Regions from separate parts of the Homo sapiens genome. Here regions 2 and 3 are each linked to region 1. A link is a loop called in an ENCODE intact Hi-C map of the cell type or tissue named here. Cell type or tissue: dorsolateral prefrontal cortex. All regions are shown on one strand.

The links. A loop is a pair of places that touch in the nucleus more often than their neighbours do. Peaks named below come from ENCODE experiments on the same cell type or tissue, not always from the same donor. Only the 100,000 strongest peaks of a DNase experiment are listed, where the experiment ranks them.
Region 2: a loop joins it to region 1, with 10 times the contacts of the local background. A loop is called at or near these places in 3 of 110 quality-filtered maps.
Region 3: a loop joins it to region 1, with 5 times the contacts of the local background. A loop is called at or near these places in 3 of 110 quality-filtered maps.

Annotation. Positions count from the first base shown.
Region 1 is chr9:126,225,261-126,233,260 of GRCh38, forward strand. LOC105376275 (a long non-coding RNA gene) reads right to left here. Exons shown (of 3, transcript XR_930357.1): 2 at 1,505-1,679; 3 at 829-973. Among named protein-coding and RNA genes, the nearest start is that of MVB12B, 98 kb to the right of the region's middle. RefSeq lists a silencer at 3,821-3,900. In dorsolateral prefrontal cortex, CTCF peaks have their summits at 3,795 (motif pointing left) and 3,995; DNase peaks (open chromatin) are centred at 2,395 and 3,781.
Region 2 is chr9:126,271,111-126,279,110 of GRCh38, forward strand. It overlaps LOC101929116 (a long non-coding RNA gene), which reads right to left and starts at 4,805. Exons shown (of 3, transcript NR_121584.1): 1 at 4,737-4,805; 2 at 1,133-1,290; 3 at 1-882. In dorsolateral prefrontal cortex, no CTCF peak of the experiment used is centred here; DNase peaks (open chromatin) are centred at 4,791 and 5,199; H3K27ac peaks cover 2,869 bases.
Region 3 is chr9:126,293,976-126,301,975 of GRCh38, forward strand. No RefSeq gene overlaps it. Among named protein-coding and RNA genes, the nearest start is that of MVB12B, 29 kb to the right of the region's middle. In dorsolateral prefrontal cortex, a CTCF peak has its summit at 4,582; DNase peaks (open chromatin) are centred at 2,166, 3,886 and 4,666; H3K4me3 peaks cover 1,570 bases; H3K27ac peaks cover 5,936 bases.

The sequences.
Region 1 (8,000 bases):
GAGTTCGAGACCGGCCTGGCCAACATGGCAAAACCCCGTCTCTGCTAAAAATACAAAAATTAGCCGGGCGTGGTGGCAGTTGCCTGTAATCCCAGCTATTGGGGAGACTGAGACAGGAAAATCACTTGAACCCGGGAGGTGGATGTTGCAGTGAGCCAAGATCATGCCACTGCACTCTAGCCTGGGCAACAGAGCAAGACTCTGTCTCAAAAAAAACAAAAAAACAAAAAAACAAAAAAACAAGAAAAGAAAAGACCACATCAGATTGGTCCATGTCCTTGTCCACAGGGTGACCAGCCCAACAGGTCAGAGAAGTGAGGCTGTAAGATGGGATCTAGGGTCCTGTGAAGTGCATGGTGAGATCCCCAGGACATGCTCAGGCAAGATGGGGAAATGTGGGATGGACAAAGACACAAGCAAATAACCCCACGACTACAGCCAATGTCCACGGGTGGGTGGGGGTGGGATCTCCACGGAGTGCCCCAGGCTCCATCCTGTTCAGCTGTATTTCACTTCCTTGTGCACGAAGGTAGAGGTGGCACCTTCGCAGGTCCCACAGAGTGTGAGCAAGAGAGCTCCGCTGGGTCCAGAGCCCAGGCAAGGAGAGAGGAGCCCGGTCGTGTCAAGGCAATGTGTCCAGGACCCATAGGGGCTCTCATATTTGAGTCCTAGACACGGAAAGGAGAGAGTCTCAGGCTACCCAGGGTGTGTGGGAAAAGGGGCCATGGTGGGGGGAGAGGGAGGGGCCACTAAAGGGGCTTTTCCTCTGCTGCTAAGCACTTTCCTTGCAGGCTCTGTGACACAGGACGAAAGTGGGGCTCCCGCAGGTTGCAGCACCTGTGCATGGTCACCTGGTCGATGAGCAGCAGGGCCAGAGCACCAACCCAGGATGTGCCGCTGTTCTAGGCTGCCTCCCATCTGGGCAGCAGCCTCCACAGCCTACAGACTAGCAGGGTTCATGGTTTTTTTCTACCTGGAACAGATCACAGAGTTGGAAGGGAGAGGAGTCACCCCCTCAGCCCTGGGGCAGCCCCCAGCACTCTCCAAGAACCCCGGGGCTCTGGGCAGCAGAGTTTGAGCACTGGGTCTAGGGTGAAGTGAACAGCCCAGGTGGCTGGTTTTGCCTCTGTGAGAGCAGCCCAGGAGAGCAGCCAGCCGAGGAGCTGCCTGAAGCTGGAGGGGCCAGGCTGGCTGACCAAGGAGAAGCATCGGGAGCAGCCGAGAGGGGCTGCACCTGATGCTGGGGGCAGGAGGGGGCTGCGAAGAGCTCCCTGTTGCTGACTGCCCACCTCTGCAGGGCTGATTGGAGGGGGGAGTAGAGGGAGCTGGGGGGTAGCACATAAAGGCTGATTCTGAGGAAGGACCTTCTCGGAGTTAGAGTTCTGCAAGGATGAGTGAGTTTCCCATCCCTGGAGATGGCCAACTGGGTGAACCCTGCGGGGAGAAATTACAGAGGGAATCCAGGCATTGCTGGACACACTGGGCCTTCGAGGGTCCTTGCAACCTGGAAATTCTGTGATGCTGTTGCATAAGCTGTTCCCACCATCTGGAATATGCCGTTTCCTCGAATTCCACCTCCACACTCAAGTCAAACCTTTCCTCTTGCAGGGTGTCTCCCCAAAGCCACCCGTCGTCCCTCATCTCATTTTCTCTGGCTCATGCGTTGTAAACTAGACACCCTATGGAACAGAAGAGAGTCAAATCAAATGCAATTGCAGGAAATTGACTAGAACCAGGGAAAACAATAGCACACACTTGTATAGCACCCACTAGTACCAGGCACTGATCCCCAAGTACACAGACATGGACCTGTTTAACCCTCACAACCATGATTGGCATAGGTATCGTGTTGGCGCCATGTTCCAGATGAGGGCAGCTGGAGACCAGGAGGAGAAGTGACCTGCCTAAGGCAATGCAGCCAGGGCCAGGGGAAGAGCTGGGATTTGAACCCAGGCAGTCTGGCTCCGGAGTCCATACTCTGAATCACTGCCTCGAGGCTGTCAGGACGATAACATGAGCCAATGCTATGAGAACACAGAGCAGAGCCGGCACTTAGTAGGCACTCGGCACTCCCGAGGCCCGTCTCCCTTTGTCTCTGCCCCTGAGTGTGCCCACCACTGTCCCTGCCCTGCCCAGCTCTGCCGCTCCCTGCTGCTCATCCTCTCTGGCTTTGTCTAGCTCTCCCTGCCCCTGTGTGTCACTCTATGTCTGCCTCCCTGTTCTTCTCCCTCCCCTGCCCTGTCTTTTGCTCTGTGTCCTTGTCTGTCCTTCTGTCCTCTCTGTGTCTTCCTGTCCCTTTCCCACCAGCCCCCACCGCGTGGACCCCGCTGACTCGTGCTTCTGCTTTCCCCGTATCCCTGGCGCCTCTCATCATCAACGCGTCCTTTGTCTTTACAAGCCGGCCTGGTCTCTCTCCATCTCTCCCTCCATTTACGAGCCTGTGTGTTAGTGGACAGGGCAGCCGATGGAGGCCACTCACTAGTGACCCATCTCTGTGATCACCTCATTATTTATCACCAGGGACGCCAGTGTTTCCATAAATTACCCCGACCTGGAGCTGCCCGCGCTGGAATCAATAGTCGCCTCTCACCTAATACCCAATTATTAATAATCACGGGGTGAAGGGTGGCCAGACATGGCCAGACATGGCACTCCAGGTTCTTGCCTGGCAGGGGGAGGGGCGGGCTGGGAGGGTGCTGGACCCCATGCTGCAAGATGCCAGCACAGGGCAAGAGGCAGGGCCTGGAGAAGGACAGGGTCCCCACATTCTCTCTAGGACTGGGCGATAAAATCTGAGCCATGGTTCCACCCTGAGGGCAGAGGGAGACACAGAGCCCCATCTTTAGGGTCCTCTAGTCTGAGGACAGGAGACCTGGCCAAGCAGTGAAGTCTGCCCTTTTAGGACCCACCGGGGCCCCTAGCCATAAGGGTGCACCTTCCCCAGAGAGGAGAGCTTCATCCTGCGGGCAGACGAAAGACTACCAGAGGCAGGTGCTAGAGTGGGGCTTTGGTTCCACCACGGCACGGGGGTCAAGAGGTGATTTTCCAGCCCTGCCCCCCGGCCCTGCAACACACACTTGGAGCCCTGCAGGTACATCTGGGTAAAGATCTGAACCTGCAGGAGCTGGTGCTTGGTGGGGTGGAGGCATGGCAGGAAGGACAGGAGGAGGAGCAGGACACCTTAAGGGGATCTACACCTGCTGGAGCCCGAGGCTGGGGGCTGGGGAGCGAATCAGAACAGCTGTCCATACACATGATGGTGGGAGAGGCAAGGCCAGCGGAGGGAGGCCAAGCCCTCAGTGTATCCTGATACCCAGATATACACACGCGCTCAACCACTGACTCTCCCTTCACTGCACCAGAGGTTCAATGGACGGACACACACACACACAGAAACACACCTCACATGCACAAACCAGCGGCATGAAAACACTTTTGCACCGAAGGCATTCTTACAAAGCAGACAGTTACATACACACACACATGGACACCTGCATAGAGTCACTGATAAACACAGATGCGTGAGGGCACCCACACACACCCACACGCAGAAATACAAGTGCATGTTTAGGCCTATGCACACATACACCCCAGATATCCCCCACACACACAAACACACAGGCACCTACACACGCTGACACAATGCACACTTGCAGCCCATCCTGCGCGCACACCCTTTTGTGCACACAGTGTGCACATGCAGCGACGCGGCCTCTAAGGGCATCTTGCGGAGTGAGGCTGAGGCTTCGTTCAACTCCTCCAGAGCCCAGTCGGTTCCAACACTGCCACCATGTGGCCTCAGGTGCACAGTGCACAGGCCATGAGGCTGGAACACCCGGCCGGTGGGGAGGAGGTCTGGCCCCAAATCTTGGGTCCCTCCATCTAGTTGAGCCGGACTGCCATTTGGCCACTTCCCAGTGAAACCGAACACAGTCCTGGAGAACTGGGTCAGACTGTGTGACAGCTGGAGCCTGCTACTGTGTGCCATTGCTGTCCATCCAGCAGGGCTGGCACCATGGCCTGTCTTTGCAACCCATGGCTGGTGACACGTGGTAGGCAGGCGGCCCCCATGTTAGTGTAGACTTGGTGCGAAGTTGTTTAAACTCTCCCAGAGAGACTGGGGTTTAATCCTGACCTGCAATGTAATCATTAGTTCACCCATCACAGTATCGAGGCTGTAATCTGTGTCGGTGTATGATGCTAGGTTGAAATTATGGTGAGCAACAGACAGTTGCCTCTCCTAAATGTCAGGGGGCCCAACACTGAAGAGATAACACAACAAATATTTATCAGGTTACACCATAGAAAACTGACATTGGTGTAGGTCTAAAATGGTCAACCACTGGCAGAGTATTCACGCAAGATCCTTTGATTCACCCTAATGATGGCAAGTGTCATACGGTTACAGAACAGGGCAGTGGGGCTTAACCTGGGGTTGGAATGGCAGGGAAGGCTTCCTTGAGAGGAACTTGACTCTAAGCTGAACTTGAAAGGGTGAGTAGTGATGAAGTTGCTCACAGGGTGGGAAGAGCTGTGCAAAGGCCCTGAGGCAGGAGAGAACTAGCATATTGTGGAAACTGAGAGAAAGCCAGTGTGCTTAGAACCCAGCACCAAAGGTGAGGGGCGTGAGTAAAGCCAGAAGGATTGGAGAACCAGGAGCTCCAGGCAGGATCCAAAGTTTAGGGCTTGGGATTATTTAGTACTTGGGACTTTTTTCCTCCCAACAGCACCAGGGAGAGGCTCGCTGAAGAAGAGTGTAAGCATGGGAATGTCATACTCAGCTTGGTGATTTCAAAAGCCCACTCTGGCTGCAGAGTGGAGAAGGACTGAGTGATGGGGTGGGGAGTACAAGCTGTTACCCACATCCAGGTGAGAGATGGCAGTGGGGAGAAGTGCACAGAGCCAAGATCTTGGTCCAGCTGCTCTCTGAGTCCAGGTTTTGTCCTCTGTAAAGTGGGCTGTAATTTCTACCTTGCAATGAGGATGAAGTAAGAAAATGAATATAAAGCACTTGGTAGGTGCCTGGCACATAAGGAGTACTCAGCAAATGGCAGCTGTGATTCCTCATCTTATCATCTTATTATTAGAAAGCACAGAGGACCTGTCCCCCTGCCCTCGCTGTGGGCTTCCAGTGGTCTGTGCCACTCGGGGCCAAGCTCACAGATGGCGCCCAGAGCTCGTGGAGGCACAGATGTTCTCGCTTTTGTTCTCAGAGGCCCTGGAGCCCTCAGGTGCCCCCATGCTCCTCAATTTACACTCAAGGTCTCCCCAGGCATAAGCACTCTTAGGGAATTGGTGCCTGGGAGGACCTTGCCAAGGTTTTCTCTCCTCCTAGATACTGCAAGGAGCTGAGGCAGACACCCAGCCACACAGGCCTGCCAAGGACGTTCATGATCTTGTAGAGATGGGGAAACTGAGGCTCGGGACAGTACATCACACACTGAGTAGCAGTGCTGGGATTTGAGACCACCCTGACTCCCAAAACTGTGCTTTTTAATTTTTTGATCCGAGGTTCAGAAACTTGAGTTAATCACACATCTCAGTTCCCGGCAGACTATTCATGCAGGATCCGTCTCCTGACTTGTTATTACTAAAAAATCGATACATGTCAATCATTCCCAGAGCCTTATTTTGTACCCGGCTCAGTGACAGGGCCCGCGCGGGTGCATCCACAGGTGGTTCAGCGGCAGGTCCTATCCTTGGGGAGCATGTGAGCTGGTGACAGTCAACTCTGGGCAAAGAACTTCCACTCTCCTGGCCGGAAGTGCTGATTTAAGGAATTTATCCAAGAAAAACAAGGACGAGGGTCTATAAAGGTGTTTGCATCAGACTAATAATAAAGATTTCATGCCCTTCAGTGAGGAATAAATGCATTATGATATATCAGTCCAGTGGAACATTATGTATCTATTAAAACTGGTGGCAAGAGCGTTCCTTTATTGATGTGGAAAGATGGCTACACTTTGTTATTCAGATTTTTAAAAAAATAGGTCATATAACAGTATTCATAGAGATTTCCATTTTGAAAAACATAGATAATACATGCATATATTTTCTTTATTCTAAGATGCACATTTTTTAACATTTGAACATTTCTAAAATCAGGATGTGCATTGCAATTAATGGATATGTTTAATGCATAGTTCTTTTCTCCAAAAGAGCCGTGTAATTAAATCAGTGATGCATCCCCCAGTCAGTGTTGTCCCAGAATCAAGAAAAACATATATATACGTACACACATAGGACAAATTCCAGAAAGACAGCAACCAAAATGCTAAAAGTCATTAAATCTAGGTGATTTCCACTTTCTTCATCAACCTTCTGTACTGTCTGGGTTTTATAAACTGAACACGAATTATTTTTATAATTAGAAAAAAATCCCCCATTTCCATATTGAAAAACAAAACAAAGTCTCAGGTCAAAAAAAGTCCAAGCTTCTCATACACAGCAGGCCAGAATACTCGCTAAACAGAGCCCCAGAAGCAGGGGACGGGAACCAAGGGGACTTGGCAGCCTGGTTGTAAAGGAGCTGGGCTTCCTAACACAGGAGGGATCTGGGTAGATGGGGAACAGGTTTAGACCCTGCAAGCCGAGGAGACAGTCTAAAAGGAGGCCTGGGGATCCAGAGCATTCCCTTAGGGTCTGGAGGGAAATAGTGTGACCGAGGCCAGGCAGATGGCAGTGGTGGTAGTTAGAATAACAACCCTAGCTGACATTTATTGAGTGCTTACTCTGTGCTGGGTACTGCTCTAAGCATTTCATACGCATTTCCTTATCGTAACAGACTGCCTTGTATCCCCGCAAGATGCATATGTTGATGTCCTAACCCCCAGTGTCTTAGAGTGTGATCGCATCTGGAGATAAGGTCTTTAAAGAGGTGATAAGGTTGAAATGAAATCACTAGGGTGGACCCTAATCCAGTATAAGTGGAGACTTTATAAGAAGAGGAGATTAGGACACACACATCAACAGACAGAAGAACAGGCAAAAGCACAAGGAGGAGAAGACGGCCATCCACAAGCCAGGAAGAGAGACCTCAGAAGGAACCAACCCCTGCTGGCACCTTGACCTCAGCCTTCTAGCCTTCAGAAGAGTGAGAAAATACATTTCTGTTGTTTAAGACCCCCAATCTGTTGCTCTTCGTGATGACAGCCCTAGCAAACTAATATACTTCCTTACCCCACAACAACCCCGTGGGGGTGGTTGTTTCAGTTATCTCTTGCTGCGTAACAAGCTGCCCCAACACTTTGTAGCTCAAGATATCAATAATAATTTGCTTTGCTCTGGAGCTTGGCAAGGTCAGCTTATCTACACTCTGCATTGCTGGGCAGACGACATTCAGGATGGCTCATGCATGTGACTCACATGACAAGCTGGTGCTGTGAGCCAGACACTTATTGTGGCCTCTCCATGTGGCTGCTCGGCCTCCTCACAGCATGGCCACTGGAATCCAACAGTGGGCATCCCAAGAGAACCCGATGAAGTACGTGGCATTCTTAAGACCGAACCTTGGGAGTCTTGTAGTGTCACTGGTGCTACATCTATCAAGGCAGTGACAAAAGTCCTCCCAAGTTCAGGGCAAGGGACCACTGTCTCCACTATCCCCTGGGAAGAGTGGCAATGCTCTTGTAAGAAGACCTTGTGGGATGGGATATATATTGTAGCTGACATCTTTGGAAAATGCACTCCATCATGATAGGTACTGTAATTATCCCCATGTTACAGGTGAGGAAATGCAGGTGGAGAGAGAATTTAAGGGACAGGCTAAGATCATGCAGCTTGTAAGTGGTGGCATTGGGTGGGTTGGTGCTGGATCATGAAAGGCCTTGAATGCCAAATCCAAGGTTGAGGTTTAAAGTCGGTGCACAATAGAGAGCCAGTGAGCTTTTGGAAGCAGAGAATGAAATCATTAGGTCTGTGTTCAAGGAAAATCGTTCTGGCTGCAGGATAGAAAAAGGAAGAAGGATAATCTGGAGGCAAGAGGAGGCCGGGGCCACAGT
Region 2 (8,000 bases), 46 kb after region 1:
TGGTCCCCTCAAAAGCCTCAGTCCTTGAGTATTAATTTGCTCCCCACGTTCCACTGCTTGTTCACTAGGCACTAGGCCCAATGTGTCAGCTAGGAACACTATCCTGAATGTGCAGACTTAGCCACCCTAACTGGGGCCGCCTTCCCCGAAGGATCCAGCCTGCCCCTATACATTTATGGCTTATGGGGGCTGACCAGAATGGGTGCTTCCCATAGACAGCTGGCTCCTGAGAATGGAAGAGGAAGCAGCTGAGCTACCCAGACCCAGCTCCTGCCCTCAAGCTTCCCTACCAAGCACATCACCTCCCACTTCCAAAGGCAGAACCCAGGGAGCAGACAGAGAGGCCAGGGGTGCTACCCAGAGGGACCTCTCTCCTCCTGGAAGGAAACACCAGAAGTGAGGAGAAGAGTTTCTCCCAGCACACTCATTGAACACTGTGCACCAATCAAGCCCAAAGCTCTACAGAATCTATCTCATTGAGTCCCCACAATGATCCTATGGAGATCAAGTCTATTCACATTACCATTGAGTTCTACACTTAAACCCAGAGAAGTGAAGCAATTTGCAACAACTACTAAAATAATTTTGTGCTTCCAACCAACTAATTCAGCAAGCATCTCTGTTCTGCCATGTTCTTAAGTTGATCCCAATGGCCCTTCCTCCAGAAACAAGAGCAAGGCTATGTTGAGTGCCAGTGAGCACTGGTGGGTAGGAAGGTTAGTTCTTCTTCCTCTGTTTCTCATTTGCCATGGAGCCCCCATTGATCCGCACCTGGTCTTCAACATCATCACCCATGTGAAGCTTTGCAAGGCACAGGGGGCCCAGATATCTCCCACAGGTCAATCTTGGGTAATTCTGGAAAGTCAGCCCCAAACGTTGCAACTGGAAACAAAATTTTGTTTTAGAAAAATAAATCTGACATTGTAACTCCCCTACTGAGAACCCCTCTATGGCACCACATTGCTCTTAGGGAAAGTTGCAACTGTTTAAAATGGCCCATGAGGTTCTGCCACATCTGGCACCTGTTCACCTTGCTAGTCTCCACCTCCTAATTTCTTTTTTTAATTGAATTTTAAAATGTTTATCAAAGTACATGTATATGGTTTAGAGTCAAATAGCAGCATGAACTTACAACAAAAACAATAGTCTCCACTATGTCTTCAGTTTCCTCTCCCACAAGACAGCCACTTTACATGCGTTCACTGATATCTTCTGCTATTTACCTTTGTACTTCAAAACACTGGTTTATACTGCTAGTTTCACATTTTTAAAGAAAAATCTGTTGGCTTTCTAGTAAAAAAGAAGAGTATTTAGTTATCTTACACCACACCACACATATCCCCCTCTTCCCATCCTTCCAACATAGTTACATCACAATTTTTGTTGAGTACTCAATATTTATATAAGAACTATATAAATATTGACCATAGCTGAGCCATGTAGTGTACTATTAATATATGCTTTTCTTGTATGATTTTTGTTTTTTTCCAGAGTTAATAATTGCTTCGTTTTTATCATTTGCTAGTTTTCACCCCAGTTTTTGCCTTTGCCTTTCTGTGGGATCTCATTTCCTGGATCCCATGCTTTTCTCTTTCTTGATTTTCTCCCTCATTTAGCTGTAGGCGTATGTCTTCCAGTAGCATCTTGAGAAGGAACACATAAGAACTAACTTTACTTTTTATCTTGCGTATCTGAAAATGTGTTTATTCTACTCTTAGGGACAGTTAAATTATAGCTACATGAGCTTCAGTATTCTTGGTTGGAAATAGTTTTGTCTTATAATTTTTAAGTCTTTGTGTCATGTAGCTTCCAGGGTTGTTATTGGGAAGGTACACTGTTCTGGTTCCCAATTCTGTGTATGTAACTTTTTCCTTTCAGGAAATTTCCAGGATCTTCTCTTTATACTTGGTGTTCTGAAATTTCACAACAATATGCCTAAGTGTGAGTCTTTTTTCATTGGGCTAGAGTGTTTCCTTCCTTCCATCCTTCCTTCCTGCCTTCCTGCCTGCCTGCCTGCCTGCCTTCCTGCCTGCCTTCCTGCCTTTCTTTTTTCCTTTGAGACAGAATCTCACTCTGTCACCCAGGCTGGAGTGCAGTGGCATGATCACGGCTCAATGCAGCCTCAGCCTCCCGGGCTTAGGCAAATCCTTCTGCCGCAGCCTCCCGAGTAGCTGGGACCACTGGCACATGCCACCATGCCCAGCTACTTTTTAAATTATTTGTAGAGATGAGGTCTCCCTATGTTGCCCAGGCTGGTCCTAAACTCCCGGGCTCAAGCGATCCTCTCGCCCCAGCATCCCAGTGTTAGGATTATAGGCAGGAGCCACTGTGTCTGGCCTGGAATGTTACCTTTCAATCCTGAAATTCAAGTCCTTCAATTCTGGGAAATTTTCTTGTATTTTTTTTGATAATGTTCTCCTTTTTGCTTTCCCTTCTCTTTTTCTAGAACACTTATTAGCATCATGCTAGAACTCCTGAATTGATTTATTTCTTCTCTCTTTCTTGGTCTCTGATAGTTGGCTGTTGGACCTCCTGGATTGATTCTTTAATTTTCTCATACTTCATACCCTACTTAACAACAAATTTTCTTAGCTGGGCAACATGGTGAGACCCTGTCTCTATAAAAAATACAGAAAAATTAGCCAGGCATGGTGGCACATGCCTGTGACCCCAGGTACTTGAGAGGCTGAAGTGGGAGGCTCACTGGAGCCCAGGAGGTCCAGGCTACAGTGAGCCATGATTGCACCACTACACTCCAGCCTGGGTAACAGAGCAAGACCCTGTCTCAAAAAAAAAAAAAAAAAGGAAAAAAAATCTGTTTTTATTCTAATTTCTGAGTTATCTGAACTTTATCTTCCAACCCTTTTGTGTTATCTCAACATTCCCTTAAGAAATATATACGTAACATTTAAATCTTATTTTATGACTGCAGTGCCTTCTCGTATCTTTCAGGGGATGTTATTTATGGGTGTTTATTTAAATGTATTGTCTCTTTTTCCTCCTAGTTGCCTTTTTCTATTTTCCTGAATCTTTGGTCTCTGGCTTTCATTATAGAGTTTTCCACAAATATCTGGTGACTCTTGACTGCCTGTCATTCATGTTTAAAAGTGTGGTGTAAGAAGCTGACCGGGGCTGGGCGCAGTGGCTCACGCCTGTAATCTCAACACTTTGGGAGGCCAAGGCGGGTGGATCACCTGAGGTCAGGAGTTCAAGACCAGCCTGGCCAACATGGCAAAACCCTGTCTCTAGTAAAAACTAAAAATATAAAAATTACCTGGGCATGGTGGCCCTTGCCTGTAGTCCCAGCTACGGGGGAGGCTGAGGCAGAAGAATCACTTGAACCCAGGCCAAGATCACACCACTGCACTCCAGCCTCGGCAGTAGAGAGAGACTTCGTTTCAAAAAAACAAAAAACAAAAACAAACAAAAAAAAGCAAGCTCTATGCACCTGGGTGGGGCCCAAGGGTGACCAGGCCGAGACTGGAGATTTCATTAGAGGGTTTCAAATCTCAAATCGTGGTCCCTGTAGACCTTGTCCCCATGCCAAGTGGTTTCCCCAGAAAAGAATTCTCTAGTCTCCTGACCTGGAGAGGGAGGGAGACATGGGAACAGCTTGAAGCCCAACTGCCCACATCCCGTAAACAGCGTGGGAAGACAAGGTGGGAATCCCACCCTTTAATTCTTTAATTTGTTTTCCTCCCAGTTTTAGTCTGGGTCTCACTCTTTCCTTTGCGAATGCCCCAAATCCTGAGTCGCCTCCAGTCAGCTTCTCAAAGAGTCGACTTCTTCTGCTGTGCTGGGAGGTATAGTTGGTCGCCTGGCTAAATGAGGCTTCAACCTGTCCGCTCCTGTCGCTCCCTCTCTCTGACCTGTGGTCCTAGCTACTCAAGAGGCTGAGGCAGAAGGATTTGCCTGAGCCCAGAAGGTTGAGGCTGCAGTGAGCCATGATCATGCCACTGCACTCCAGCCTGGGTGACAGAGTGAGAGTCTGTTTCAGATAAAGAAGTGCCAGGCTCCCATGTTTGAGCCTTTCCCAGGTTCCCAGGTCCCAGGGGCTGGTTGCTTTGCTCCTGGCAGGCTCCCCTTCCTGCAGGCTGAGATGTCGGCTTTCTCTGCTTTGCAAGTCCCTTACCCTCATCCATCTGCCCTCCGGCTTCCAAATCTTGTTAAAATCTCCTGTCTGCTTTTGTCTCCTCTCCTCTTCTCTTTATTCTGTGGGTTTATACATTTTAAAATTCCACTAAAGTCCATTTTGGTGAGGTTTCAGGAGTGAATAGGAAAAACACATCTTCAACCAGCCATCTTATCTCACATTCCTGACATTTCTCCATGGTTTTCTTTGTGTGAGCAGCATCAGCTTCCTCTCCAGTTCTCAAGCATGCCAGCGTCGTCCTGCCTCTGTGCCTTTGTGTGTGCTGCCTCCCCTCCTGGAACATGCTCCCCTCCTTTCACCTGCTTGTCACCTGGCTCACAGTGACTTACCAGACATGTGTCAGCTTAAAAATCGCCCCTCAGAGAGGCTCCCCCAATCCCGGGCCTCCTGCCTACCTAAAGCAGTTCTAGTGACTAACTTATCACACACCAGCGCTGCTGCTCCTGAATCTTCTGTGGCCCATTCTTTCCCTCTCAGACTCAGGCGGTTTTCAGAAAGAGATAGAGAAGCCAGGAGGGCTTCCTTCCCGGAGCCCAGAGCGCCCTGCGGGAAGCCCCTCGGGCCTGGGCCTAGTTTCACTCACCCTCTGCACCGATGCCTGGCTGCTGCCCTGAGTAGCTGAGCCCGTCCCTGGGATCCCTTCCAACTGCTGGCCAAGAGCGAGAGGTCAGCTGAAACAAGGCCTTCTCTTTGTTCTCCCAGCCTCCCCAGGCATCCTGGATCTTTTCATTGCACTCTCTTTTTCTCTGTTCCTGTCACTCTCTGTGTGTCTCTCTCTATCTCTGTTTCAGTGTCTCTCTCCCTGGCTCTGTTTTCTCCTCTCCTCCTTCTCCCCACCTGCCTTCTCTTCTCCCATTCTCTCTCTTCTTTTCTGTCCACCCACCTCATTTCCCCTTTGTCTGTCTCCATGTTCCTCCCACGCCCTCCCTGGCTCTGGCTCTGAGGATCCCTCTCTCTCTCTCCCTGGCACCCATGCACTCAGAAGGCACCTCCGCCTCCTTCCACTGCCTCTCTTCAGGTGCATGGCTGCCAGGGCCTTCCTGCAGTGAGGCCCAGGTGTAGTGTGGCCCGGTGGCCGGCCGGACCGCCTGCTGTCTCACACCCTTGTAAGGTTACTATTTATCTAGTGCAACCGAAGTTGGCGCACACATCTGGGGCCTGGTACTTAGTGCAATTATTTATGATTTCCACCAAGATTTAAAAGCTCATCGCCGGCCTTGTAATGCAGTAACTGATTGCGCTGCTAATGTAATTAAGAAAAGATTATGATGTCCACGTGGCGTACCAGATGGTGGCATTCATAGTAATCGGCGTGCACAACTGGCAGACAACTGCACAAGGGCAGCCGAGCGGAGGCAGCTGGAGACCAGCATCTTCCTCCAGTCACTCAGGAAGGAGAGGAGGCTGCTGGGAGTGCTGGACAGGGAAGGGTGGGGAGGGGAAGGGGAGGAGGAGAACCCAAAAGGAGAGGAGGGGTCCAGCTCCCCTGATCTGTGGCTCCGAAGTGGGTTCTGTTATTGCACACACACACATGCACTGATAAAGTTTTGCTCATACACATACACTCAAGGGCACATGCAGACACACACACATACACAGATGTCCATGAATAAGGGACTCTTGCCTTCGTGTATTCAAAAACTTAGACTGTCTCGTTGTGCTAAGCCTTGAAAATATATCAGTAAATAAAACAGTGATTCCCTTCCTTGTGGAGCTCAACAGATTAGAGAAGGAAAACCCATTGATCAAATAACCACAAGAATACATGAAAAGTTGAATTGCATTTAATGTTACAGAGAGAGGTGGGTTGTGTTATGATGGCTTCGTGGGGCGTTTGACTGGGTCGGGGAGTTCAGGGAAAGCTTCTCTGAGGAAATAACAACTGAGGTGTGATCTGAAGAATGAATAAGAGCTAACAGGTGATAAGAGAAAGGAAAGGTGTTTCAGCAGAGGGAGGATGTGCAAAGGCCCTGGGGTTAGGGCGGAGAGCACAGCTAATACACGAGTCTAAGAAAAATCCAAGGCAAACTTGAAGAAGAAAAACAAAACTGTATGCCAAGACTTTTAATAAAGCTATGGTAATGAAGGCAGTGTGGTATTGGTGCAAGGGTGGACAAACTGACCAATGAAACAGAGGAGAAAGTCTGGAAACAGACCTACACATACATGATTCCTGTATGTAGGACAAAGACAGCACCATCGTCCAATGGGAAAGGAGTGATCTTTTCAGTAAATGGTGCTGGGTCCGTTGGAGATCCATAACAAAATAAGTGTGTCTTGACCCCTATCTCACATCATACACAAAAATCTATTCCAGAATTTTGCAGAACTAAATGTGAATGGTAAAACAATAAAGCTTTTTTTTTTTTTTGAGATGGAGTCTCGCTCTTTTGCCCAGGCTGGAATGCAGCAGCACAATCTCAGCTCACTACAACCTCTGCCTCCTGGATTCAAGCAATTCTCCTGCCTCAGACTCCCGAGTAACTGGGATTGCAGGCGCGTACCACCATATCCAGCTAATTTTTTATATTTTTAATAGAGATGGGGTTTCACCATGTTGATGAGGCTGGTTTCAAACTCCTGACCTCAAGTTATCCACGTACCTCAGTCTCCCAAAGTGCTGGGATTACAGGCATGAGCCACCGTGCCTGGCCCAGCCAACAATAAAGCTTTTAGAGGAAAACATAGGAGAACAGCTCTATGACCTTGGAGTAAGCAAACATGTCCTAAACAAGTCACAAAAAGGCTATGTAAGAAAAAAATTATAAATTGAACATATTAAAATTTAAAAATTCTATTCCTAAAATATACCAGCAAGAGAGTGAAAAGCTAATGGAAACAGTGGGAGAAGATGTTTACAACTCATTTAATGAAGAACTTAGATTCATAAGATATATAAAATTTGCTACAACTCAATAACAAAAAGACAAACCACATTTTTTTAATGGGGGAAAAAACTTTAACAGGCACCTCACCAAAGAAGATATTCAAAAGGCCAATACACATATGATAAGGTGCTTGACTTCATTAGTCATAAGAGAAATGCAAACCAACTAAAATTACAAGATACCACTGCTACCCACCATGATAGTTAAAAAGATAAAATATCAAATATTAAAGAGGACATGCAGAACAAGAACTCCCATGCACTGTAGGTGGGTACTTTGGCAAATTCATTAACTGCTAAAGCTGAATATATGCACACCTGTGGCCCAGCAATTCCACTCCTTGGTATACACCACACTAAATATTTATCATGGACATGTACTAAAGTGTCCATAGTTGTACTATCTATAATAGTCAAAAACTCAAAACTACCTAAATGCCCATAAATAATAGAATGAATAAATTTATCAAAATAGATAAATTGTGGTATATTCACACATTTAAATATTATACAAAAATGCAAATAAGCAAATTACAAAAGGGTCTGATATCGTAGAACCTTGGAGAGACTTGGCCTCAAAGACGCCATGTGTAAGGGAAAGTGGAAGTGGCACATGGGGCTTAAAACAAGGGGGTTGACTGAAGGCTGGTGGATAATGCTATCTACTCCTAGACCTCCTAACCCTACTCCTACACACAGAACACCCAGAACTCTAGTGTCTAGCCACAAGGCAAGAGGTCAGAGGGTTCCTCATTGGAGAAAGCCCCAGCAAAAAAGACTACCTCATTCTAGCCCTACCTCATTTGGGGTCTTTGGCTCAACTACTCATGTATGCAAGGCTCCCAGTCAGCTTTTCATTGCCTGCCTCTTAAATATAAACAGATAACCAAGATAAAATAGAGAAATCAAGTGTATAAACAGAAAACGTGAACCCAGAGGAAATCAAGATAACATGCAAAG
Region 3 (8,000 bases), 69 kb after region 1:
CCCAAGACAACAATTTGGGGCTTTAGCCTGAGAACACTGGGAGCCACAGATGGGTAAAGGAGTGATGTGATCTGATTTGACACGATGTCCCTGGCCGTCTCCTGCAGCACGTGGCCATTATTCCAATACAGAAGTGCCAAGGTGGACTGGGACAGGAAAAGGGGAGGAGACATCTTACATTGTGTCAGGGACTGTGCACCAGCAACCCATGTTTTGCCAAAAGAATGCTACTTGCAACCGGTGTTAAACCAAGAAGCTGGGTTCCATTCATTCATTCATTCACACATGCATGTGTTCTTGTATCTACCATCATATAGGCCTCACGGAGATAAGAAATAAACCCGATCCTGCCATCCAGGGGTGTACTGTCCAGTAGAGGAGGAGGAAAGGGAAGGGGCAGGAGCTGGAACCAGCATTTATGGAGCGCCTGCTGTATGCCTCACAATCACCCACTGAGGGAGGTACTTCCCAGCCCATTTTATAGACAAGGAAACTGAGACTCGGGGTGAAGCCACCGGTCCACATTCTCACAAAGGGCTCCAGCCCCGGGGGCAGAAAGGTTTCAGAGTGACAGAGAGCAGCCTGAGCTCCTCCAAGGGTAATTTCAATCCTTGTCTTCAGGCCCAGCAAGGTTCTGAAGTTCCCAGAAAGGATGAGACCCTGGGGGATTGTCTGAGGGCCCAGCGCTGCCTCCCCCTCAGCTGTGATTAATGCCTGACAGTCCCTCCACTTGCAGGGAACTCATCAGACTAATATTTCCTGATGTGAACTCCGTGTCGCCCTCGAATGAGAAATCCCAGCCCCTTCACCTTCCGTGCCCCAGATGAATGGGCTCCCATCCCGAGTCCCGTGAATGATGCAGCCCACATCTGCAGAGGGAGCTCGATAAAGACCCTTTATCAGCAGAACCATGGCTCCCCATGGCCAGCCATCGGACCCCAGCTCCCCTGTCACGCTACTCCCCTGGAGCTGACCCTGGACTGCCTGCCAGAGACAGGGAGGCAAGGTCAGTGCCTAGCAGATGGGAAGAAAGGGTTCCGTAAAGGAGGGATAGGCCTTCTCCAGCCCTGCCTCCCATAGCTGGGACTCTTGAGGATCAGAGGGAAGGGGCGGGGTCTGCCAACATTTTGTGGTGAGCCCAAGGAGGGCGTGAGCATGTGGCCAGGCTAGCATCAGATGCCTGCTGAAGGCAACCTAGAACCTCCAAAGTTCTGTGGAGTGGAAATGGAGGGTGTGGAACCAAGTGGTTCTAGGAACAGAAACACCAGTGGTTGGTCTAGTGGTAAGAGAAAATAGAAACGATACCCAGTATCATGTGTTGAGTGCTCGCCATGTGCTAGGCATGGTGCCAAACATCAATATGCATTGTTGCCCCTGATCCTCACAGAGCCTCGTGTGAAAGGAGGTATGATCCCCTTTTACAGGAGAGAAAAGTGAGGCCTAGAGCAGTTAAATGATACTCTGAGTGGAGGTGTCAAGATTCAACCTTAGATTTCCCTAGCTTCCAAGCTGTGCTTTTAGCTATTCATCATGCAGACATTCAACTGCTATTTGTAAAATGCCATCTTTGTGCCTAGCATTGAGCCAAGTGCTGGGACTACACAAGGCAAACATGGTCCCTGTCCTCCTGGAGCTTGCAGTCCTGTGGGGAGCTGACCTCCCACAAGGGGACTGTGGTGCTTCAGTGAGAATGTGGGTGAGGCCTGGGTGCTCAAGGAGAGTCTCGCCAAGGAGAGGGAAGCACCTTATCTTGCCCTTAGCACAGTGCTTCCTAGGGAGAAGCCAGTCCAACCCCTAGTGTGGGTCCTGAGAACAAGTCCTCCTTGAGGTGGCCAAAGGTGGAAAGAATCCAGGGCTGAAAGTCAAAGCACTGAAGGCCAAAGCCAGGAAAAAGAGAGCAGCCATCCTGCCCAGCAGGTGCCCATGGGCTGATGGCAGAAGTGGAGTTGGAATGTGGATGGGACAGAATCAACCAGAAGGAAACCAGGGGTCTCCTGCTCGAAGGGGGCGGCCAGAGCTGTGTGGACCCTGGCTGTGGGGCAGCTTGGGCTGGCCTCCAGATGGAGACGGAGAAGATGGATGTCCACACCCGAAAGGGATCTCCCCGCTGAGGGTGCCCCCCGCCCCGACCACAGGATATACTTGGAGTCAGGTACACAGCAGGTGATCCATCTGTGGGAGGCCCCGAGCCAGAGGCTCAGGGAGCAGGTGTGACTCAGGGGTGAGCTGGCATGCGTGATGAAGGCGGCTCAAGCCCCAGACAAGCAGCGTGGGTTCCAGCTCAAGCTCCAGGCCCTGCAGGAAGAGGGACAAGGGTAAGAGCCAGATCTAAGCAGACCCACAGCCAGAGCGGAGGGTGCTAAGAGTAACATTGAAGGTCACCTGCCGATGGTGCTGTGGCCAAGCGGCCACTCTCCAGTCAGTAAGGGTGGGCCTGGGGCTCCCACTGGGAAAGGCAGGGTAGGCAGAGCCACCCACCCACGCCTGGGGCTGCCAGGAGCTGGAAGTATGGGGTGGGAAGAGCCTAAGCCCTGGCTGCAGAAAAGCTCGTCTCTCCCCTGCATTTTACCTGTAGTTTGGCTCTAGGACCTCATCGTGTGCAGTTTCCTGTATTGTAAAGGATGGACACATCATGCCCTCTGACCTGCTCCCTCCCTGAGCCCCACCTGCGCAAGGCTCCACCCTGTTTCTGAAGCTGCCTTGAACCTGACCCTCAATTCATCCTTGACCCTTACCCTGTCCCTGACCCCATTCCTGAGCCTCACTCCATCCTGAAATTTCTTCCATCTCTGGGCTTCAGCCCCTCCCTGTCTTTTCACCCCTTCCTCAGTCCACTCCAGTTCTAAGCCTCTCTCCTCCCACATCTGGTTACCCCATTTCTGACTCCCGCTCCAACCCTGCCATCCCACACCCTACCCCAGATCCTTCCCCATCCTTCCCGCCCACACTGCCTCTGGAATGGGGTTGGGATTCAGCAAGGCTCTGGGAAGAGAGAGGAAGGTATCTGTTGTTCATATTCCTTATAAATTATTTCAAAGCTGACCGGGCGCGGTGGCTCGTGCCTATAATCCCAGCACTTTGGGAGGCTGAGGCAGGCACTTGAGGTCAGAAGTTCGAGACCAACCTGGTCAACATGGTGAAACCCTGTCTCTATTAAAAATACAAAAATTAGCCGGACCAGGTGGTGGGGCCTGTAATCCCAGCTACTCGGGAGGCTGAGGCGGGAGAATCACTTGAACCTGGGAGTTGGAGATTGCAGTGAGCCAAGATCGTGCCACTGCACTCCAGCCTGGGCGACAGAGTAAGACCCTGTCTCAAAAAATAATAATAATGATTATTTCAAAGCTGAGAGGTTCCTGTTTTCTTTGGGTGGGGGGGGGCAAAAAAAAACAGGTGGGAATTTCAAAATCCACTTTATAAAACAGGTGGGAATTTCAAAATGACCTCATTAAAATGCCAGATATAGTATCAATCCATAGCTTGAGACACCAGAATAGTGGTCCCCCTTGTGCGAGGAGGGAGGATTGAGACTGGAGCAGGACACAGAGGGAGGGGGACTTCTGGGGGCGAGTGATGTGGTTTCTGGAGTTGGATGTTGGAAACACAGGTGTATTCGGTTGGTAAGATTCATCAAGCAATATATTTATTATTTGTGCACTTTTCGGTATCTATGCTATACTTCAATAAAAAGTTTTTCTGTAATGCTCTGTAGCCTGGGCAGATTGGACCCTCAGGGCAACAGAGCTGGCTGCTGGGTCCCTGTAGCAGTGGGGTCATGCCACGCTGGGGGCACGCCACCCTGGGGGCCTTCGGAAAAGCAGAGTCTGGTTCTCTGCTCCCAGGACGGTTTCATCCCAACGGGATGCTGACGAGGAGCCCCCACCCGCCCTCTGCTCAGCCACACACCCCATTGTCCTCTGGGACCTTGCCTTGGTGCCAGCTGCCTTTCCTACCCTAACAGCTGTATTTTTCAGGTACAATATGACAGGCTCAATCTATTCCTGTTATATATTTCCCAGTAAATGGACAAGGTGAAAACAGTGTCAGTTCAAATCACTATCATGACACTTAATTCTGATTTACTGTACCTTTTGCTGCAATCTTGAAAGTGCCTGCATCTGTGGTGAGCTGGATCGCCCAGCCAGGCCCCACGGGGTCGACGTTAAGATCAGCTTCAATAAAAGAATTTAGGGTAAGGCAGCCCCAGGTGGGTGGGGGGCAAGCTGGGGCCCAGAGGACCAGCCAGCGGAGACGCTGAAGCTGCTGCTCTTCCACACCTCCCTCCCTCGACTCTTTGTCCCCAGCCCTGTGTTTGCAGCAGCTGGGAAATTTATGGAGGCTCCATAAACGGGTTTTACAGACAGCTGTTAGAGCGTGCGGAGCAAGGCTTGGCTGTCGGGGGACCCAGTCGCAGGCTTACAGCCAAGACACTTAAATATTATGGCCCCACATATATAAAAAGTGTGCTGCGCACATCCTCAGCTGCCTCCCTCCTCCTGACCCAGGAGCACGGGGTCTGGCCAGAGAATAGCAATGCTCGCAGTTGCTGGCTCGGCAGAGACAGAATGCCCGCTGCAACCCCTTACCGCAGCCCCTGCAACCGCCACCGGGAAACTCTGGCAGGGCTGGGAGCAGAGAGATTCATCCAAACAGCAGTGCCAGCGCGTGCTGGCCCCCGCCTGCCCCTGCTCTCCGGGCCCACTGCGCCAGGCTCAGCTCACCAAGTTCTCTTAGCCTCACGGCCTTGCTCCAGCTGTTTCTACTGCCTTGAAAGCGCTCTTTCTTTCTCCCAATCCCCTAGCCTTTTCTTGGCCAATTCCTACCTACCCTTCCAGAACCCGGCCTAAATGGTGCTTTCTCAAAGGCACGGTCACCACCCTTCAGAGTCAGGTCTCCTCTTAGAAATGCTCATAGCCCCCCGGACTTCTTCATAACATTTATAACAATTGTAATTAAATAATTATTGGTGTCATTATCTGTTTAATATCTGTCTTCCCCACTGGACAATAAACTCCGTGAAAACAGGGACTCTATCTGAATTATCCCTACTGCCTTGTGCAGGGCCTGGCACTCAGTGAATATGTGATGAATGATGGCACGCCTGAATGAGTGAATACGCAGCGATGAATTCCACACAACCCTCAGACAGAACACAGCAAAATGTGCTCAGTTCCTAAGAGCAGGAGAAGGATTCCTCAAAGAGAAGGCACTCTACAAGGGGGAATCCAGACAGGCTTCCAGGAAGAGGCACCATCAGCCCTCATAGTATAAGTAAAGCGCTTTCATTCAGAAGCCCCAACCATGAAGCTTAAAATGTGAGACAGTGAGTGAGTCCTTTAGTCTCGGTGAGCCTCCGCTTCCCATCTTTAAAATGGGACTAATGATGGTTCCTACATCATATGGTTATTGTGAAGGTCAAATGTACTTAGCACAGCACATGTAATAAAAGTTCTTTAAACTATATCACTAGTAAATATAGCTGGAGCTTGGTAATGCCAGGCAATGGGAACAACATATATGAAGGTATTGATGAGGAGTAAAAATCATTCTCTGCTGCCTCGGAAGCCATGCCTTGTATCTCAGAAATTCAGCCTGAGCTATTTGACCAGGGGAGAGTGTCTGACCTGATAAGAGCCAGTGATAGGTGGCTGGTCAGGGACCTATGACCTAAGGCCAATGAGATTTCCTCTCATGGGTGATTGATTGAAGAGACATGAGAAGAATTGGCAGGAAGAGCAGAAACTGTAAGTTCCATGATGAAAATATCATGGCACAACAAAATAGAAATTAAGTAAGTGCAGGGGTCAGAGAGAGCCAGTCCAGCCCATCTCAAGCCTTATGATGGAAGTCTTATTTTTTTCTGTTGGAGGAGGCAGCATAGTAGTGCAATTAAATTCGACTTCTCGCTCACAAGCGTACAAGCTGTGTGACCTTGGACAGAATACTTAACCTCTCTGAGCTTCAATTTCCTTGTTTGTAACATAGGGATGATAAAAGCATTATCTCAGAAAGTTGTATGGATTCAATGAAATAATGTGGTGGACTATATTACCATTCACTGGTATCCTCACCAAGACCAACCAGCCTGGTTTCAAAGATATTGTGATTGCTTAAGACTTGGCACTACTCCAGGGCCTCTAATCTTTTGTGGATAGAAAACAGGCTGAGAGGCCGGGCGTGGTGGCTCATGCCTGTAATCCCAGAACTTTGGGAGGCCGAGGCAGGTGGATCACCTGAGGTCAGGGGTTCGAGACCAGCCTGGCCAACATGGTGAAACCCTGTCTCTACTAAAAATAAAAAATTAGCTGGGCGTGGTGGTGCGTGCCTGTAGTCCCAGCTACTCAGGAGGCTGAGGCAGTAGAATCGCTTGAACCCAGGAGGCAGAGGTTGCAGTGAGCTGAGATTGCGCCACTGCACTCTAGCCTGGGCAACAGAGTGAGACTCCGTCTCAAAAAAAAAGAAAAGAAAACAGGCTGAGAAATATGCCTAACCCGCAAACTGAATATATTCTCCAACATGGAGAAAGGATAGGTGGAGACTATGAAAATTGCCAATATTCAACCATTTTGGTTCACAAAAGCTGTCCCATAGAGTTCAACATTAGAAGAGGAAGGATCCCTCAGGATCCAAGAGCCCTGGAGAATGCAAGACTAGGGCATTCCTCCCGGGAGACAGAATCAGGACCTGATCAAGGAACATTCCCCGTGCCCAGTGAAGGAACCCTTTGAAATGTGGGTCCAGCCTGATTTCAGAATTTCTCCAGTGCTCTGACTGCCATGTGTCTCCCATTCTGGTCCCTTCGAATAGAAGTGTTTAACTGAGATTGCCCTGTTCCATTTCACCACAGCATATTGAGTCTGTGGGTGGGAGGTAGCCGGTCTTTTTGGTTCATAGATCTCTGAACCAAAATGAGCCAGTTATTTCCTCTCCCTAATGAGTTTCAACTTGATCACAAGATCACACAAGATCCTGGACTTTGGGCTTCAGCCTGAACTAGTGGCTGGATGGAACTTTGGATTGCTTGCCTGGAGGTGAACATGTTCTACATGTAGGAGGTAGAGGGAATTGAACATGTGGTGACCAGAAGAACAGGGCCAATCCAGATTTTTTTTGGCCACTAATGCCCTAGCCCATTGAAGTCAGTCTTCGCCACGTAACTCACTTTGACCAACAAAATGTGAGTAGAAGTGACATGTCACTCTAAGCAGAAACTGCTAGAGTCAATTTGTATTTGGCCACATTTTCACATTTTCTTTCCTACTAAAACAACAAACACAACCAGCAATGGTCCAGACAGAGAATGCTCCAGCGGCCTGGATTCTGGAAGAAAAAAAGTGAATTGCCAAACCCTAGCCAACTTGACCTGGACAGTAGCATGAGTGAGAAATAGACACTGTAAGATCCTGGGATTTTGTTACTGCAACATAGCTTGGCTTATCCTGACTGACCCAATCACTCAACACAGAGCCTGGCTCAAAATAGGTGTCATCACGACTTTTTTCCTATCTCTCGAAAGCCAGATAATCATATTAAAATTCCTGGAGACACACATAAAGTATGAGTTTGGTTTGGTAAATAATTAAATGGAACTAGAGTGAAGCCTACATGGAGGGGAGTAGTTAACAATAAAAGTGAGAAACTGAGGCTGGGTATGGTGGCTCATGCTTGTAATCCCAGCACTTTGGGAGGCTGAAGTGCGCTGACTGCTTGAGGCCAGAAGTTCGAGACCAGCTTAGGCAACAAAGTAACACTCTGTCTCTACAAAAAAAAAATATATATATATATATATATTATATATATATATATATATAAATTAGCTAGGAGAGGTGGCATGCACCTATAGTCCCAGGTACTGAGGAGGCTGAGGTGGGAGGATCACTTGAGTCCAGGAATTCAAGGCCACAGTGAGCTATGATCACACCATTGCACTCCAGCCTGGGCAACAGAGACAGGCCTCCTCTCTAGAAAATAAAAATAAAGCGAGAAACAGAGGCCAGATT